3 separate regions of the Mus musculus genome follow, and regions 1 and 2 are each linked to region 3. A link is a contact called in ENCODE Hi-C or POLR2A ChIA-PET data. All regions are on one chromosome and are shown on one strand. Each heading gives the region's core, a stretch centred on a gene start or an enhancer-like site at or near the end of the contact. The rest is flanking DNA. Distances are from core to core; before and after follow the strand shown.

Region 1 (3,986 bases), core at 862-3,361, 380 kb after region 3:
GATCAGGCTGGCCTCAAACTGCCTGCCTTTGCCTCCTACGTGCTGGGATTAAAGGCGTGCGCCACCACATGCACAAGCATGGGTGTGGTAGTAAGGTGATGGCTGGGCACAGCTGCCTGTGGCTTCAGTTGCAGCCTCTTTGGAAGACTAGATGGGAGGATCCTATGAGTCTATGAGTTCAAGACCACCTTGGACAACATAGCAAGACTCTGGGTCCACAAATAAATGAATAAATAAGCAAAATGAAAGTGATTGTATACAGACCGACATAACACATAAAAATCTAGCCCCCATATATTTGACAAGATGAAATCGTAAGTGTTGACACTAGGCAAACACATCTGAAATGTTTAAAAATAGTCAATAAATCATATACAGATATAGAGATGACTTAAACTATAAAGAATGGGGCGAGCCAGGCAGTGGTGGCACACGCCTTTAATCCCAGCACTTGGGAGGCAGATGAATTTCTGAGTTCGAGGCCGGCGTGGTCTACAGAGTGAGTTCCAGGACAGCCAGGGCTACAGAGAGAAACCCTGTCTCGAAAAACCAAAAAAACCAAAAAACAAAAAAAACAAAAAAAAAAAACAAAAAAAAAACTGTAAAAGCGCAAGTCTTTGTGGGAACACAGGGGTACTAGGAAGTAGATCCTGAGTCTTTTTTTGTTCTGTTTGTTTTTTTTCTGAGACAGGGTTTCTCTGTGTAGCCCTGGCTGTCCTGGAACTCACTCTGTAGACCAGGCTGGCCTCAAACTCAGAAATCCACCTGCCTCTGCCTCCTGAGTGCTGGGATTAAAGGTGTGTGCCACCACGCCCGGCTGGATCCTGAATCTTAAGCAAGCTAGGCAAACATTCTACCCCTGAGTTATACCTGTAGCCCAAAATATGAGTCTTCACTGACAACAGAGGAAGAAGGTTAAAAAAAAAAAAACAATCAAATGTCATTTTAAACAAAAACTTTATATTGGTGGTTTTCAGGCTTGTCAGGATACTTTCTTGCCAATGGATTGGTTTGTGCTGTAACCAACCCTGAAGCTCAAAACAGGATATTTAGGTTGTCTTTTTCCTTTCTTTGGATAGAGATTCTCCTGTTTCTTTGGGTGGCCTAGAACTTGCCATGTCACTGAATTTAAAGTCCTGATCCTCCAGCATGCTGGGTTTATGTGGTGTTGGGGGGAATCTAGGCTGGATGAACACTCTATCAACTGAGCTACAACTCAGCACCCTAATGCTGTCTTCTCATAGAAATTAACCAGACATCACTTTACAGACAACAGAAAATAAGGGGTCAATTATAATTACTTTGGTTAGTGTTAACAGATTTGTACATAGAAATTCACCTATGTGTTTAGTTCATAGAGCTATGTCTACTTGAGAATCTACTCACGCCAACTTAAACAGAAGCTTTCGTTTAAAATCACTTCTGCCATCCTGGTAAACAAAAACACGAGCAGGCACTGGCTTTGAGTTCTTACACAGCCTCAATTATGTGTTAGTCAACCCAAGCATCCATTATGTACTCAATAATAGCTATGACACAGCTCTGGACAACAGCAATGCCATGGAGAGGCAGACACGAGATAGCCTGCTTACACTGCTTTTCCTGGCGGTAACATTTTTAAGCTGCGTGGAAGCCATGAGATCCTGGCTCCCTCATTAGGAACTTTACCCAACAGTGCTTTGACGGCCTGGTAACTTAGAAGAAAATGTAGCATGCCAGTTCTGTTTGTTAGTTGTTATGAACATAAGTTCATGAACACGAAGTTTCTGTTGAGAGCAGCTACATTCCCTTTAAAACTGCATCGGTGTACGCAACAAAGTAAAGAAAAGAAAATTTTAAGACACTGTTAAGGCTTGGGGATATAGCTCAGTTGGTAGAGTGCTTGCCTAGCGCTCAGGAAGCCCTGAGTTCCATCCCTATCTCAGCAAAAAAGTGCTCTCCCAACCCACCCCCACGCCCAGCACGCGCCAGTAATCCCGATACTTTGTGGGGGGGAGGTGGAAGCAGGAGGATCGACAGTTCAAGGCCATCCTCCCCTATACCTCAAGTTCAAGGCCATCCTGCGCTTCAAAAGACCCAGGGTCAAGAAGCAAGATTGCTAAAACAGCAGCGGAGGCGGAGGGAGCTGGTCCTTAAGGAAGGCACGCGCTTGCTTCTAGATTCCGAAGCGTTTTCAAAGCTGGTTACAGTCCTTACCACAGCACACCCTTGTGAGGTAAGTGTATTATCATCTTTGGTTCATAAATGAAAAAGTTGAGGCACTGAGCGTATTAAGTCACTCGCCTAAGGAGTATGAGTCAACGTCAAGAGTCATAGTTGACCCGGTTTAACGACTCCTGACCTTCAGTCCAGGGCTGAGTCAGCGGAGCCCCGAGTGGCTTCCCTGGCTGGCACCTGGACGTAGGCTATTTCCGTCCACGTCCAAGCAGAATACTGGAACCGATTGGACAGAACTTCCAAACTTTCACGTCCAGCAAGATTCACCCCTGACGCCTTCATCTCAGGACTGGGAACAGGAAAAGCCGACGCGTGCACTCCCCTTCCCCAAACGAGTGAGAGGGTACCGTGGGGCAAGCCCGCCCACCCGCTTGGGCAGCGATGGTAGCAAGGGACCACCCGCGTTAGTGGACCGGGGACTGGGGAGACGCAGACCACATCAACGACTCTCCATCGCCGCCTCTTTCAGAAACCAAGAGAAAATGGTGGGAGGCGAAAAGAAAAACTAAATAAAAAGCAACTTGTCTTAGGACCTCAGCTAAGCAAATGAAGCCTTCTTGCGTGTGCTGAGCCTGCAGTTCTCAACCTTCTAGGAAAGATGGGAGGACTGGGCGACAGAAGGCACAGCAGGAATGCCCCGCAGTGAGTGCAACCGGAGCTCTGCCCGCTGCCCAGCAGAGGCCTAAATCCAACTCGGCAGGAAGCGCCCGCGGCGCCGGGAGCCACGCACCCTCGCCAGCGACCACGTGATCACTTTTTTTTTTTTTGGAAGAAAAAAAAAAACTTCTTGCCTTAAGAAAAAAAAAAAAAAAAAAAAAAAAAAAGACTCCACTTCCCAGAAGCCTCTCCTTCCCCAAGCAGCTGCAGTCTTGCGCAGGCGCCGCTAGGGCCAAACGGACACGTCCGTCACGTGGGCAGGAGCCGGCCAATCCGGTTTGAATCTCATTTTTTTCCTCTCGCCCCCCCTTCAGGAGCGGTTGTGCGATCAGATCGATCTAAGATGGCGACTGTGGAACCGGTGAGTATTGCCTTCGGCCCCCACCCCCGAGCTCCCCGCGCTCCGGCTTCCTCCGCTCAGGGACTCCCGCAGGACGGCGTTACCGGCGCGCACGGCGCCTCCCGCCGCGTCCGGTCCCTGCCCGCCCCCGGCCTGACCTTCGGCGGGCAGCCTCGGCGCCGGGAGGCTGGCGGCGGCAGCGTGGAGCGCACACGCCGTGTGGGGGCCCGGGCACCGGGGCGGTGGGGGGAGGGGCGCCGCGCGGGGCCGCGATGCGGCGGGCGGAGGGCGGCTCGGGACACGGGCGCGGGGATCGGCGTGGGGTCCCGGGGTCTCGGGGGGGCGTGGGGCGGGCGGCTCCTAGCGGGCACCGTGGCTGGTGGGCGGCGAGCCGGCCCGAGAGAGCCGGAGAGGGAGCCCGAGGCAGCGGCGCCTCGCCGTCGCCGGCGACCCGCCGCCGGGGGTCCTCGTGCGGGCCGCGCTCTGGAGCTGCGGAGGAGGGTGGGCTGGCGGAGCCCACCGGTGGGCGCGCGGGAGCTGGGCGGGCGCGTCCCGCGGGGAGCCGGGGGCCGTGGCGTTGAGTAGGGGAGCATGCTCAGGGGTCGTGTCGCGCACCTCCCGGCGCCGGGGACAGGGGCCGGCTGAGGTGGGGATCACATTGTCCTGGCCCCTCCACGCCGGGACGGGGCTGTCATGGAGGAGGGAAGGGGGAGGAGCGAGGCCTACAGATCGCCGCCGCGGGTCGGCTGGCCGGAGACCTGCATTTCACACG
Region 2 (3,658 bases), core at 194-2,693, 300 kb after region 3:
TAAAGGAAACAGTAGGAAAATTTTTCTCCCTCCTTCCCTGAAAAATCGTGAAAATAAACTTCTCAAAGTATGAGAATACTCCACTCCACATGACTGCATCCTCCGTCGTTTACAAAAGTCAGACTAAACTACAAAGTGCCTACAGCAATAGGTCAATCACTCTTCAGTTTCTGGCCCTAGTACTGCTTCTTGCAATGATGAATTTCTAGTCTGATGGATTGTGATTCTCTGTATTCCTGTTTCTGTTTCGGGGGGCAGCAGCTCTCCCTGCGTGACTTCACTTCTGTAAGAATTATGAATTCCTCAACTTGTTCAACTTCTTACAGGAGTATAACTTATAATATCCACATGTGGTGGTTTGACTGGAAATGGCTTGTATATTTGAATATTTTAATCACCAGACACTGGAATCATTTAAAAGGATTAGGAGGCACGAATACAAGATTAGTTTTAAGTAAGTTGGGTTTTAAGCACTGAGATACCCTAATACACACTGGCTTGGTACTTCAAGCCTGGAGTTTAGGAACACTACCCTGACTGGAGACAGACTATGGTGATCATCCTATTAATTATATACGTTAAAAGCCAGGGTGTGAGTTAGTGTGAAGTGAGAGAAGGGCTTTGAACAGTACCGTGGAGAATGTCAACCCTTAAAGTGTGTAATCAGGAAATGAGCCATGAAAAAGACAAAATGCGGTGTTTTAGTGGGTACATTTCAACACAAGCAGCATTTGGGATTACATCAGCAAATACAGCAGCCTCTGTCTCCACATAGTTGGTCCACTCTTAAAAGGGGCCCACTCTGCTCCCTCGGTTCCCTTCCTGAAAACTTCTCTCCGTGTCCGATGGTCCCTGAAATCCCAGGACCTGGTCGTAACCTGCTGAAATCCGAGGTCGGGCTGTTGCTAGGATGGGCACCTCTCCCTCTAGTGTTCCTTCAAAGCCCTTGAGGGCCGCAGTGTTGACTCGTCCTGGACCCAGACCCGCAAAACAAGGGGCTGCATTAGCTCGCTAGCGCATGCAACCCGCAAATCAGTAGCTCGCTAGCTAGCGCGTGCAAGCCCGGGAAGAGGGGGGCGGGGGGACCGCGGACAGGGACACACGGAAGGCGTGGCTTGTTCTACACGTGCTTTCCCACACGTGTTACCACACGCTATATTTCTCTCACGTCTAACGTACAAAGACTGCACGAAAATTAGACAAGGAAATACCACAGAGATGCTTTGCAGGGGCTCAGTTGAGCCAGCCTGGAATAAAGCGCTTCACGGCCCCAAAACTACTGCCTCCCCAGCAACGGAGCGCAGTAGCCGAAACTCAGGCTCCGAAACGCGGGCCCCGCCCTTCCGGTATTAGGCCCGCCTCCCAGCCGAGTCCCGCCCTACGCACAGCCACCTCCTCCCGCCCTCACGTACGCCCCGCCTACATCGAAGGCCCGCCTCCCGCGCACAGCCCCTCCCCTCACGCACGGTCCAGCCCTCACCCGGGTTCCGCTACACTCGTGAACCTTAGCGCTCGATCCCGAACTAGCGGCCATGGCGAACCAGGTATGGAGGCGCGCGGTGGGCCGGAGCAGAGGAGGGGAACGCCCGGGTGGCCCGCTGCCGCCCGCCGGGGAAGGCGAGCGCAGCCGCAGCGAGGGCATGGAGGCTTTGTTTCGGCGCCGCGCTTGGAGAGCAGCTCTGCTTTCTGCTCTGCTCCGCCGGAGCCCGGTGGGCTGAGGCCCGCGCCCGTCACGCGGGACGGAAGAACTTGCCCGGGTCGCGCCCGGGTTGCAGGATCAGATTTGGAGCGCGGGCCGTGCTCAAAACTCCCAAGCAAAGTTAGGCCCTTCCTTCGACCTTGGCTTTCTACGTGCAGCACGGTGTACCTGTTTTTTTCAAATCACGTTATTTGACTTTCAAGTCCATCTCCAGTAAACCCAGTGAGTGGCTTGCAACCTTTATTCTGTCAACACATTTCATAAGCGTCAAGTGAACTGATCAAAACCCAGCATTTCTCACTAGGTTTGGTTCCGTGGTTAAGAAGGTCTGTACTGAGTGTAATCGCTCTAGTAGCTCATTGCTTTAGATGCGCGATATAAATTTCATATGGAATTGTAAACTTTACAGAGCCACATAAAATTAATTCTAATGGTATGTTTACCCAACCTGATACTCGCAATATTATTTCCACGTTATAAGTATTTTTAAATTGAGATATTCTTCACTCTTCTAAGCTTTCAAATTTTTACATCATACCTGATTTCAGTTCACACTTGTCCTTTATCTATAGTGTTCAATAGCCACCTGTGGCAAATGGCTAATGCATTAGTTAGCACAGTTATAAGAGATGGTTATAGTATTTTTACCCCCATTTGGATATTTCTTAGGATCCTTTCCACTGGGAAGTATTGCACTAAAGTGATGCTATATAAGCCATCCCAAGGAAAAGATAATTAGGTCGCATAATACTAAGCTTGAATACTAACCTTGAATTACTTGCCAAACCTAGTGAAAGACTCTGGGTGGGATTTTGCTTGGCTTGTCCATTGTTGTGCTAGGACTCAAATCCAAGGCCTTGTGCATTCAAGGCACATGCTCTACCATTGAGCTACACCCCAGCTTGGGACATGTATTCCATAGTCTTCTTTCCTTTTCTTTCTTTCCTCCTCTTCTTCTTCCTTTTCCTCCTCCTCCTCCATCTCTTCCCCACCTCCCACCCTCCTTTAAGATGTGTGTGTGTGTGCCTGTGTGTGTGTATATGCATGCAGGAGCCTGTGGAAGCCAGGGGGTGGCACAGATCCTCTGGAACTAGAATTACAGGTAGCTGTGAGAGTGTAGATGCATAGGACTGAACCTGGAGTTTTCTGCAAGAGCAGTAGGTGGGTGCTCTTAACCACTGAGCCATCTCTTCAGCCCTTTGATTTTATATATATGTATACACAATTTAAATATAAATAATATATATGCACATATTTGTTGTCCTGGTTGATGGTGGTTTAGGGTGGAAGGTTTGAGATGGAATCTCTCCATGTAGCCCTGTCGGTCCTGGAACTTGAAGTGTAGATCTAGCTGGCCTCGAGCTCACTGAGAGCCACTTGCCTCTGCCTCTGAGCGCTGGGACTAAAGGTTTGCCTCACTGTATCTGGCCCTTTAATTTTATGTTATTCACTGTGTGATTTATGTGAGACCTAAAAACAATTCTCCATCTCACTTAGAGGTTATAAGCTTTTCTGTGAATATGCTGTTCAATTTAGTTTTATTTATTTAGCTTTGCGTGTGTCTGAGTTTGTAGCGTGTGTGTGTGTGTGTGTGTGTGTGTGTGTGTGTGTGTTTATGTTTATGCGTGTTCACAGGTGGGTATGTCAAGGTCTCAGGCTGACATCAGGTCTTCAATTGCTCCACCATACATTGAATCAGGGTCTTTCACTTGAACCCAGAGCTCTCCAGGCCAGTTACTCGATCCAGCCAGCTTGATCTGCCTCCAGGTGTTATGCTGGGGAGCTGAACTCTGGGCCTCAGGCCTGCACGGGCAGGAGCTGTACGCCCTGGACCCTCTCCACAGCCTGGCACACTAACATGAGCAGCATCATTATCTTGGTTGCCCGTGAAGTAATTACTAATCTAGGAGAATAAACTTTACTTCTTTTCCCCCACCTCAGGTGATCAGGTGTAAGGCT
Region 3 (3,866 bases), core at 1,079-3,578:
CTAATTAAAAAAAAAAAACAATCAACCAGATTGACTTGGAACTTCGAGTGTCTGTGCAATGTTCACAATCGCACTTACAACCATGTGCTGTGTCCTAGAACTCTGATCTGCCAGTAGCCCTCTTCCTACTGTACAGTCTGCAGTCAAAGAGCTGGCTGCCAGCTCTATGAAATTGGCACACAGATATGATTTGTGTAGGATGTCCAATGTTTATTCGTGATTAAATTGCATAAACCTTAATTTTTCTATAAATGTTACTGCATACATTTAAGGCATAGGACATGACACTGTGAGCTACACATGACCAGGAGAAAGCCCACTATAGTGAAGCCACTTAACATGTCACATCGCTCACAGACAGCCAACTACTGTTTCCTTTGTGATGAAATCATCTAAAACCTACTTCATTAGTATGAAAATAATATACGGTTCGTAGGTTACACATTTACTCTCTCGTGTGTTTATCTTACACGTTACTTCACTCTTCTTCCTGATAACTGCTGCTTTATCCCCTAAACCCAAACCTGTGTCTAACTCATTTCGCAGCACAGCGACTCCTAAGCCCATCCATACTTAGGCAGACTCCCCAGACTCCGCAGATATTCAAATCCAAGCTTGCTATGTTTGCTTAAAATCCAGTTTTCTTCTAGTATTCTCTAAATTACCCAATTAATAGAATTATATTTCTACCACTGTTCACATTAGAAAGCTGGGTAGAGCCCTTCTTCCTTACTCCACCACTGCTCATCAATGTGTAAAACCTTCACGTTTGGCTCTTTGCTTTCACTGCCCCCAGCTTTGAAATTCTTCATTTAAAAAAATGTTTACTTTCCAAGATGGAGCAAAATTACAAAATCTCCGACACTATGTGCTCAAGAAACATTCATGTCTTCCTTTCTATCTACAGGCATCTTAAGTATGTATTCACTTCTGGATCCTCTACTTCTTTGATGGAGACAATCATTTAGTCATTGCTGTACAAAATCCTAAGCCAAAGACAATGAACTGTCAACTGTGTTAAACAAGCCTGAGTTTTATAAATCAATGACTTCCTTACATCACAGGACTTTATCTTAAACTTTTATATGCTTCTTTGGCTAAACTGCAGTTTTTACTCGTACCTTTTTTTTTTTTTTTTTTTCATACTTTGGATTGATTCTGCAACCATGAGATCAAATAACCAAGTCAAATTTGGTCACATCATAAAAATGAGGATTTTTCTCCTAACTTAAAAACTCTTTTAGATATCAAGGATGCTAGGCATTACCTCTAAAACTGTACCGTTATTTTAAAGACAGATCCCATAAGGGCAACAGAACAGCTGCTGAAAGATCTGGCACACCACTCTGCCAGCCTGAATTTAATGACCTACATGTGAAGGGCTCCATATCCAGTTACTAACCCTCCCTCAGCTACTCTCTGCCCTGATACGGAGGCAGCCGAAAAAAGATGCCCTACTAACAGCTCATAAGTGGATTCACATTTTACTGCCAATGTTCAGTTAACAGAAATCTCTAAGATTTGAGAGATCCACAACACAGAGCATGTGATCCACATCTTTTTCCAAATAAAAACAGAGTTTAAAAAAGATCTCCCCCACACACTAAATTCAGAGACGATTCAGTTCATTTAAGAGCCTGTAACAAGTTCAAAAGGTCAAGCAACAAGAAAAATCTAATGATGGGTCTTTATTTGAAAAATAGTTTTTTATCTGCAAATTCTACAGATTCATCCATCAGAAAAGCCAAATTAAAACAAAACAACTACAAAAAGACCAACCTACCCAACTGTTTGGTTTTTCTTTTTCCCTCGGTTGACTTGGTCTATATTTAGCAAAAAGATTATATAAGGTCAAGTATTTACAAACGATGAAATATCACTAGTGTTTTGCAAAACAGCATAAACAAAACCTCAAAGGATGGACTGTAAAGTATTATGTTTTACTAAGGACATAAAAAGAAAACTTTAAAATTCCTAAGTTCGATGAATTTCTATTAAAAATTTCAGTTTACAATTTTTTCACTTATGAAAGACCATTGGTAACTTTCTTACATAAATTAGAAGTACGTTGGGCAATACTAGATCATCCTCTCAACGCAGAAAAAAATAAGAGCATTTCGTCTGTTTCGCATTTCAATTTCTTTCAGTGGGGCGATCTTCGCCTCGAGACCCGAGCTTACACAGGCCTGTGGGTAGAAATGCAACGCTTGACCGGGAAAAACGCCTCGCGGTAGCCACTAACCATTCCCGCAAAACCCAGGCCCAGACCCCGCCCCCTACAGGCTCCTCCTCTTTCTCCGGTTTGGAGTTAGCGCAGTCCGATGACGTAAGCCGTAAGTGCCGTAACCGGGCGCGCAACCACCGCCTCTGCCTCTGGGAGTTGAAGTTTCTGAAGGAGGACGACCGCGTGGAGCCGAGAACACTTCAGAAAGGCTTTCTAACCGCACCCCGGCGTTCCCCACCGGCCCCGCGGCACGGTAAATATGGCACTGCGGCTGTCGTGCCCCTGCCCGTTGGTATCCTTTCGGATGCCAAAGGAGCGTGAGCTACCCTAGCCTCCGCTGCAACCAAGGCTTCCGGAGTAGAGGGTGAGGGCCTGGGAAGTAGTTGCCGGTTTGCGGAGGAAGTGGCGTCAGGTGTGCGTTTTCCACGCCCCTCGCCACTCACGTGCCGTCTTCCAGAGTCGTGATTGGTCAGCTGCGGTTCGTTCGCGGGCGCAGGGCCCCGCTCGGGGCGTGCGCGCGCCCGGTTGTCGCCGCGGTGTGCGCTCCGGGTTTCTGTTGTTTAGGAGAGTCCCTACCGGAAGTGTGGCAGAAAGGAGCCATGTGGAGTCTCAGGGTAGCTTGTCGCAACGCTGCGTTGCGCCTAGAGGGCAGGCGAGCCGTTTTCCCTTCTTTTCCTCTTTTTCCTTCCCTGGGTCAGGCCGTCGCATGTAAGGGCGCCGAGGGGCAGTTGCTGCCCAGGCGGCTCGGCCTCGTGGTCAGCTGAGGATGAGGTTAAGATGGACGCGTTACCGGTTGCCACTGAAATATTTTGTGTTTAAAATGTGGTTGCGTGTCCGGAGATGTAAAATTACTCATTTAAAAAAAAAAAAAAAAAAAAGCTCTCCTGAGATTCCCTCCCAAGCCAGAACTCAAGCCAAAGGGACTTTGACAACTGAACAAAGGGCTATTGCTACTGCGGTACAGACCAACGCGTTTAAAAATAAAAAAAAATAAAATAACATAAAAATACCCTGAAGTAGGCATGTATTGATTTTAGAGTTACCGAAAAGAAAGCTTAAAGACTACGAGGGCCGTTTTAGTCGATTTGATAACAGCCGGGTTTTTGTCTTTGGCATTAAGTGACGTATGCTCTTCCCCACACCAGATAGTCTTTGTCAGTATTACTCAGTTTTGAGTTTTGTAATCCTGTCTGATAACTTATATCCAAGAATTAACCATCCAGGTTTTTTCTTTTTAAGATATGCTAAAGTAAAGTCTCAGAGTTGTTTTATCTTTCTGTAAAATGTTCTTAAATACTTGTTAGACTTGGATTAGTGGATTAAAATGTGCTTTAAGCATCACTGCTGGTCTGGGAGAAGCCTCAGACTCGCTGCCATAGAGATTCACCTCGTGACCCAAACTAAAGCCGTGTGTTCAAAAGTGCCGTGTTTTACATAATGCATCAAATTCTTACTCTATTACTTAGTAGACAGTCGGAGCGGAAGCTATCTTGGTGAAGTCTAGACAAAACAAGACAGCCAGCTAGTATTTTATCTGCATTCATGTATTTTATAAAATGAAACATATTTCATGTGTTGTTCAGTAGTCTGGCTTATTTAATCAAAGCTTAGGAAACACCCAGTACAGTGTTTCAAGAATTGA

The links. Hi-C counts contacts between places; a loop is a spot of excess contacts on that map. ChIA-PET counts read pairs that join two places held with the same protein, here RNA polymerase II (POLR2A).
Region 1: a map of heart shows a loop between it and region 3 (11-fold over the local background). The contact joins the promoter of Eif4e here to the promoter of Trmt10a in region 3. A Hi-C loop is called at or near these places in 1 of 37 maps with a recorded cell type or tissue (heart). POLR2A ChIA-PET finds 5 or more read pairs at or near these places in 3 of 5 experiments (Patski and embryonic stem cell).
Region 2: POLR2A ChIA-PET joins it to region 3 with 13 read pairs in embryonic stem cell. The contact joins the promoter of Adh5 here to the promoter of Trmt10a in region 3. POLR2A ChIA-PET finds 5 or more read pairs at or near these places in 3 of 5 experiments (Patski and embryonic stem cell).

What each region holds. Positions count from the first base shown.
Region 1 is chr3:138,524,080-138,528,065 of GRCm38, forward strand. Eif4e (eukaryotic translation initiation factor 4E) reads left to right here and starts at 2,112. Exons shown (of 8, transcript NM_007917.4): 1 at 2,112-2,215; 2 at 3,189-3,235. The coding sequence starts at 3,218. Mir1956 (microRNA 1956) reads left to right here and starts at 2,342; the gene lies at 2,342-2,406.
Region 2 is chr3:138,441,650-138,445,307 of GRCm38, forward strand. It overlaps Adh5 (alcohol dehydrogenase 5 (class III), chi polypeptide), which reads left to right and starts at 1,444. Exons shown (of 9, transcript NM_007410.3): 1 at 1,444-1,544; 2 at 3,641-3,658. The coding sequence starts at 1,533.
Region 3 is chr3:138,141,120-138,144,985 of GRCm38, forward strand. It overlaps Trmt10a (tRNA methyltransferase 10A), which reads left to right and starts at 2,329. Exons shown (of 8, transcript NM_175389.5): 1 at 2,329-2,477. It also overlaps a transcript of Mttp not described here.